Linked DNA regions of Homo sapiens: region 1 is linked to region 2. A link is a contact called in ENCODE Hi-C or POLR2A ChIA-PET data. All regions are on one chromosome and are shown on one strand. Each heading gives the region's core, a stretch centred on a gene start or an enhancer-like site at or near the end of the contact. The rest is flanking DNA. Distances are from core to core; before and after follow the strand shown. Region 1 holds the start of SIGIRR (single Ig and TIR domain containing). Region 2 overlaps IFITM3-AS1 (IFITM3 antisense RNA 1).

Evidence for each region. A loop is a pair of places that touch in the nucleus more often than their neighbours do. ChIA-PET counts read pairs that join two places held with the same protein, here RNA polymerase II (POLR2A). Pooled maps may share reads with other maps.
Region 1: a loop to region 2 is called in a pooled map, with 2.0 times the contacts of the local background. The contact joins the promoter of SIGIRR here to the enhancer-like site in region 2. A Hi-C loop is called at or near these places in 3 of 168 maps with a recorded cell type or tissue (CD4-positive, alpha-beta memory T cell, breast epithelium and naive thymus-derived CD4-positive, alpha-beta T cell) and 10 of 50 pooled maps. POLR2A ChIA-PET finds 5 or more read pairs at or near these places in 10 of 52 experiments (CD4-positive, alpha-beta T cell, CD4-positive, alpha-beta memory T cell, Panc1 and 6 more).

Annotation. Positions count from the first base shown.
Region 1 is chr11:413,406-416,483 of GRCh38, forward strand. SIGIRR (single Ig and TIR domain containing) reads right to left here and starts at 1,594. Exons shown (of 10, transcript NM_001135054.2): 1 at 1,418-1,594. RefSeq lists an enhancer at 2,067-2,686.
Region 2 is chr11:325,148-328,459 of GRCh38, forward strand. IFITM3-AS1 (IFITM3 antisense RNA 1) reads left to right here. Exons shown (of 5, transcript XR_007062540.1): 2 at 1-2,481. Among named protein-coding and RNA genes, the nearest start is that of IFITM3, 5.9 kb to the left of the region's middle. RefSeq lists enhancers at 1,350-1,489, 1,910-2,279, 2,340-2,389. Within about 2 kb of position 2,009, at least 33 of the 41 ENCODE cell types and tissues checked have a DNase peak (open chromatin) inside an H3K27ac peak, as active enhancers do; they include CD4-positive, alpha-beta T cell and breast epithelium, where a contact is called at or near this core.

The sequences.
Region 1 (3,078 bases), core at 344-2,843, 88 kb after region 2:
CCTTAAAGCACACACTTCCCAGGAAACCAACCCCTCACAGCAAGCCCGGGAGGTCACACCGCCAGCCCAGCAGAACCCCTGGCATCTCCTGCAGTGCTTCCGTGACCGCCCCAAGCTCAGACCTCAAAGTCCTCCCTCCAAAAGCAGCCTCAGAGCCTTCTGGAAGTCAAGGGCAGACTGCCAGGATACGAGCACAGCAAGAAAGCAGGTGCCCTCCCCTGCAAACCCTCCTCTGCACCCTCTCCGCTGCCTGCCTCTCCTTGCACCCTCTCCCCTGCACCCTCTCCCTGCAAACCCTCCCCTGCACCCTCTTCCCGCACCCTCTCCCCTGCTCCCTCTCCCCTACGCACCTTCCCCTGCACCCTCTCCTCTGCCTGCCTCCCCCTGCACGCTCTCCACTCCCCACCTTCCCCTGCCCACCTTCCCCTGCACCCTCTCCCCTGAACCCTCTCCTCTGCCTGCCTCCCCCTGCACCCTCTCCCCTCCCCACCTTCCCCTGCACCCTCTCTTCTGCCTGCCTCCTCCTGCACCTTCTCTCCTCCCTACCTTTCCCTGTACTCTCGTCTGCCTACCTTCCCCTGCACCCTCTCCCCTCCCCACCTTTCCCTGCACCCTCTCCCCTGCACACCTTCCCCTGCACTCTCTCCTCTGCCTACCTTCCCCTGCACCCTCTCCCTCCCCACCTTTCCCTGCACACCTTCCCCTGCACCCTCTCCTCTGCCTACCTTCCCCTGCACCCTCTCCCCTCCCCACCTTTCCCTGCACCCTCTCCCCTGCACACCTTCCCCTGCACCCTCTCCTCTGCCTACCTTCCCCTGCACCCTCTCCCCTCCCCACCTTTCCCTGCACACCTTCCCCTGCACCCTCTCCCCTGCACCCTCTCCTCTGCCTACCTTCCCCTGCACCCTCTCCCCTCCCCACCTTTCCCTGCACCCTCTCCCCTGCACACCTTTCCTTGTACCCCCTCCCCTCCCTAACTTCCCCTGCACCCTCTCCTCTGCCCCTCCTCCCCTGCACACATCACATACACACAGCCCTCTGGCCCATGTGCACCTGCACAGAGCTTCAGTCTCAGCCCGTGTGCACACTTGCACCTCCTACACAGCACACTTCCTACCACACACACCTCCCATTACCACTGCACACAGCTTAGGCTGCAGACCCCTCACACAACTGTTGAGTATATACAACACCCATTGCAACGCTTGTCACAGAGCCTAGGACCACAGGCACCCCACAGCACACACACTGCACCTGACACCCACCCTTGGCCGCTGATGCGACACAGCCTCCTGCTGCCCCTCGCTCTGTCTCACACACACATGCACACACATGCATATGGGTCTTGGGCGCCGTGGGCCTCCTCTCAGCCAGGCCCTGACACAGGCTCACTCAGAGCAGCGGGGAAGGCAGTCACCTGGTTCCAGTTCTTTCCTCCGGGGGGCAAATGTTGGTCATTGGTGCGCCTTTGGGAGCAAACTCTCCCCTTCGCTGGGCCCCAGGGAGTGTCCACAGCACCAAGGCTGCTATGGATGCATCGCCAAGCGCGGTGGGGACCTGGCTTGTGTCTTTGTGTATTTTGATCAGAACTTTCCCTGTAGCTTCCTGGCCTTGCAGTCACATCCTCTCCTAACCCTAAACCCCACCCAGGCACCCACCCCTTCCCTAGGCGGGCGGGAGGACGGGCAGTTGGTGGTTCTCACCCCGCCTGCCCCGGCTCTTCCTGTAGCTCTGAGTCAAGCGGCTCCTTCCTCTGGAGCCCGCCCCAACCCACCCAGGCACGGCACTTTCCTCTGTGCAGCGTGTGTGTGTGTGTGTGTGTGTGTGTGTGTGTGTGTGTGTGTGCAGTGTGTCTGCGTGTGTGCAATGTGTGTGCAGTATGTGCGTGTGCGTGCGTTTGTGTGTGTGCGTGTGTGTTGTGGGGTGGGGGGTGCTCAAAGGGGCAGGTTCCAGGGGTAATGCATGGGGGGTCCTCCAGCCAGGAGACCCCCGCCAGGGCCACCCTGCACACATACAAGGAGGACCGGGGACCGCGCGGCATGCCTTCCAGACGCTACTAGAGCTCACACTCAGGAGCCAAGGGGCCGGTTTGCTCCCCCATGTGTCTTTGACCTCTGACCCCGGGGAACAGGGCCTTCAGAAACTCCCGGTCAACAATGGGGCTCCAGCAGAACTCTTCCGCCCTCTCCCCGTCCCTCTCCCAGACATAGCTCCCCCGATGGGTGAGCAGTTACAAGGGACTATGGCATCTTGTGGACCTTCCCTTCAGGCTGGGGTGGGAGGGCAGCGCCCCCTTTTCCAAATAAGGAGCAAACACAGGTGGCCGAGGCTCCTGGCTCAGAGCAGATGAGGGGCAGATGGCATCTCCTGTTGTCACCAAACTGACACTCCCCAGGTTGACCTGGGACTGGGGACCCAGTGACCGGTGGCTGGTATTGCCCACAGAATCAGACAAGGGTCTCCTTTGGACCCTGGCCCTGCCCTCAGCCACATGGGGGCAGGGCTTCATTGTGGAGGGCTGCCATCCAGCCTCCCGGCCCTGGCTGAGCACCCTCTCAGCAGCAGGCTTTCTACAGGTACTTGTCTGACTGAGTCCCAGCCCTGCTAGGACCTTCCTTTGTCCCGGTACTCAGCCTTGGGTGATGGTGGGCCTTGGGCTCAGGGTCCCAAAGACAGCACCCCTTCCCCCACAGAGCCTGGTACCAGCCCCTCCTTGAAGTGGGTCCTTGGAAGCCCCTCAAGAAGGTTCTCCCCACACTGCAGGTCAGGAAGCAGGCACAGCAGGGCCCAGGGCACCCCCGCAGGAAGCAGGAGCAGGGCCTCCAGCACAGGCCCTGGGGTCAGCCGCCAACTGTGAAGCCCCGGCTCGGCGGCTGCTCTGTGCACCCGGTCTCAGCGTCACCATCTCTCAGGGCTGGCTTGGCACCCTCTCCTTCCCTCTCTCTGCTAACGTCCTGCACCCCCGAGCCCCCAGGTCCACCGTCCAGGGTGAGCATGAACACCCACAAAGTCTCCGACCCTCGCCCGCACAGCTCTTCCGAGGCGCCCAGAATCTCAGTCCAAGCCTGGCCCTGGTCG
Region 2 (3,312 bases), core at 759-3,258:
TCTTCTATGCACTTATAAGAACAATCAAAGACTTTAAGACTTTCACTATTTCTTCTACCGCTATCTACTACGAACTTCAAAGAGGAACCAGGAGTACGGGAAGAGCATGAAAGTGGACAAGGAGTGTGATCATTCAAGCACCACAGGGAGGGGGTTAGGCCTCCGGATGACTGCAGGCCAGGCCTGGAGAATATCCAGCCTCCCACAAGAAGCTGGCGGAGCAGAGTGTTCCCTGACTCCTCCAAGGAAAGGAGACTCCCTTTCACGGTCGGCTAAGTAACGGGTGCCTTCCCAGGCACTGGCGTTACCGCTTGACCAAGGAGCCCTCAAGCGGCCCTTATGTTGGCGTGACAGAGGGCTCACCTCTTGCCTTCTAGGTCACTTCTCACAACGTCCCTTCAGCACCTGACCCTATACCCGCCGGTTATTCCCAGGTTATATAGTAATGGAACAAAGAGTAATATTAAAAGCTAATGATTAATAATGTTTATAATAACGATTGATAATTGTCCGTGATCATCTCTATATCTAATTTGTGTTATGACTCTATGACTGTTCTTATTCCATTTTCTTTATTATACTGAAACAGTTTGTGCCTTCAGTCTCTTGCCTGGGCACCTGGGTCATCCTCCACCCACAGCTGACTTCACACCGTGCTCTTCCTTGAGCATGTCTCAGGTTTCCGGGAAGCTGATGTTTTTGGGAGTGCAGAAGGCTTGGGAAGTGTGGTTCCTGGTCTCTTACGTGGCCGTCTGTGGAGTAGCGTCCGGACGCTGGGGTACCGTGGGAAGGGTGGTTCCCGGTCTCTTACGTGGCCGTCTGTGGAGTAGCGTCCGGACGCTGGGGTACCGTGGGAAGGGTGGTTCCTGGTCTCTTACGTGGCCGTCTGTGGAGTAACGTCCGGATGCTGGGGTACTGTCTCTGGCAGGGCTGTTTTCTCAGGCACCTTCTCCCACCTGGACTCAAGGGTTCTGCTTTCTTAGAAGTTTCTGTTTCCTGCTGTTTGGAAATTCGTGAATTGTGTGAGGTCTGAGGAGGGGGGTAACACATTTCTGAACGTGAAGTTATACATTGAGGGTGGGTAGAAGCACTGTGGGCTAAGGAGGCTTCTCTGCAGGACCCCATCAGGACGGTGTCAGGGCGTGTGGAAACACTGTAGGCTAAGTAAGCAGGCTTCTCTGCAGGACCCCATCAGGACGGTGTCAGGGCGTGTGGAAAAACTGTAGGCTAAGTAAGGAGGCTTCTCTGCAGGACCCCATCAGGACGGTGTCAGGGCGGGTAGAAGCACTGTGGGCTAAGTAAGGAGTCTTCTCTGCAGGAGCCGCATCAGGACAGCGTCAGGTGACTCCAACCTCCTCTTGTAGGGGTGCCAGAGGCCCCTGTGCGCTTTACCAGGCCTGGGAGTCTCCTCTCCTCACCCCAGCTGCTGCAGGACCTCACTGTCTTGGTACAGGTCCCTGCCAGGCCCCAATGGGGCTTCCACACTCCAGGCCCCACAGGGAGCCCCTCAAGCCTTCGCCTCTCTCGTCACAGGCCTCCTCTGCTGAAATCTTCCCTTTTCTGGGGCTGCGGTCCTGCTCTATGTGGGTTCAGAGGCCTAAGCCTCCCCGTGTCTCCTGGTGCAGGTCAGAGACCCAGTGGCCACTGCTCCTGCCCCACAGCAGCCCTCCAGGCCCAGGACCGGGGACGACAGGGAGCACTGACTGAAGAGGAGGCTGTCTTTGGACACGGGGAGGATTCCAGGGCCTGTGGGGGCAGCTTCGGTGCTCAGGGCTCACACGTGTGACCCCCTCCTTCCGCTTTCCGGGGCCCCTTTGTTTTATAAAATGCCACAGAGGTCGAGGGGACATGAGGGTCAGGGGGGAGGGGGGTTCCTGGACTCGGGGCCACACCCAGTAGGGCTTGGGCAGGGCTCTAGGGCCCCACTGGCCAAAAGCTTCCTGAGATTACAGCAGTTTCCTCTTCCTGCCTCAGTGCCCCACGGACAGGGGGTGCGATCTGAGCAGAATGAGGTGACGTCACTGGGTCAGCGGCTCCTGTGGCATCTGGCCAAGGACAATGTGCTGAGAAGTTTCCCCTGAAAAAATCAGAAACAAAACTCACCTCAGGAGAGGCCCCTGCACCCTCCAAGAGGAAGTGGGAGTCACGTGAGGCTCGTCTTGATTGGGGTTCCTGGAGAGGAGGCCCCCTCTCCCCAGGTGGGGGCTCCTGTTTCCCCTGCTCTGCTCTGAGGTCCCCAGGGTCCAGTCCCCTCCCCACCCTATCCTGGAGCTTGTCAAGGCCACCAGAGACCTGCTCCCTGTGCCGTCTCAGACTGGACTCTGGGGTCTCCGGTGCCTCCTCTGATTCTGCACCTCGGTGCAGCCTCTGGCCTGGCTGCGCTCTGAGGAGCTCCCTGTGGCCACCGAGCCCTTGGAACGTGGCCAGTTCCATTCTCAAACTGCTGTGAGTGCAAAGCTCATGCTGGATTTTGAAGATTTGGTGAGAAAAAAAATTTCTTTGTAAAATGTCAGTATTTCATCAATAGTATATTTTGTTGATGATATGTTGAGAAACTATTTTGGATATGTTTGTTTAAGTAGATTGCTGGCCAGGCATGGTGGCTCACTCCTGTAATCCCAGCACTGGGAGGCCAAGGCAAGAGGATCGCTTGAGGCCGGGTGGTTGAGGCTGCCGTGAGCTGTAATGGTGCCACTGCCCTCCAGCATGGATGACAGAGACCCCACCTCTAAAAACAATTAATTAATTAAAATTAAATCAGTAAAAAATTTTTTTAATTAAAATTTTAAAAAATAGATTATTAAAACAAATATCACCCATTTACTTTTGCTTTTTTAGAAACATTGGTACTGGAAGATTTAGCATTGGGTGTGCAGGGCCCACCCTCTTCGCTCATGTCACTGGCCCCTTCCACTGGCGGCATTGCAGGGGGAGCCGCCGTGCATCCAGAAGTGAGGGTCCTGGCCTGGAGATCTGCTCCCGCAAGTCCCCCAGGACTCCGGCTTCCTCTCAGGGGTTCACTTCTTTCTTGAATTAGAGCTGGGTCTCCTGGCCACAAAGGAGCTGTATCTTTGAGGCTTGGAGCCTTCCCCAAATATGCCTCGTATGGCACGGGGCAGGCCTCTGGGCAGTGGGCAGCGGGGGCTCGCTGCTGCCAGTCCCTGACCCCCGCCTTGGTGTGAGTGCTTCAAGTGGCTTCCCCACTGCCGTTCAAACACGATAACTTCAGAAGGTGGCATTTGTACCTGACATCTTGGGAATCTTAAGACTTTTTCTAATGGTTTCCAAGGACAGGCTAATAATCAGAGAGAT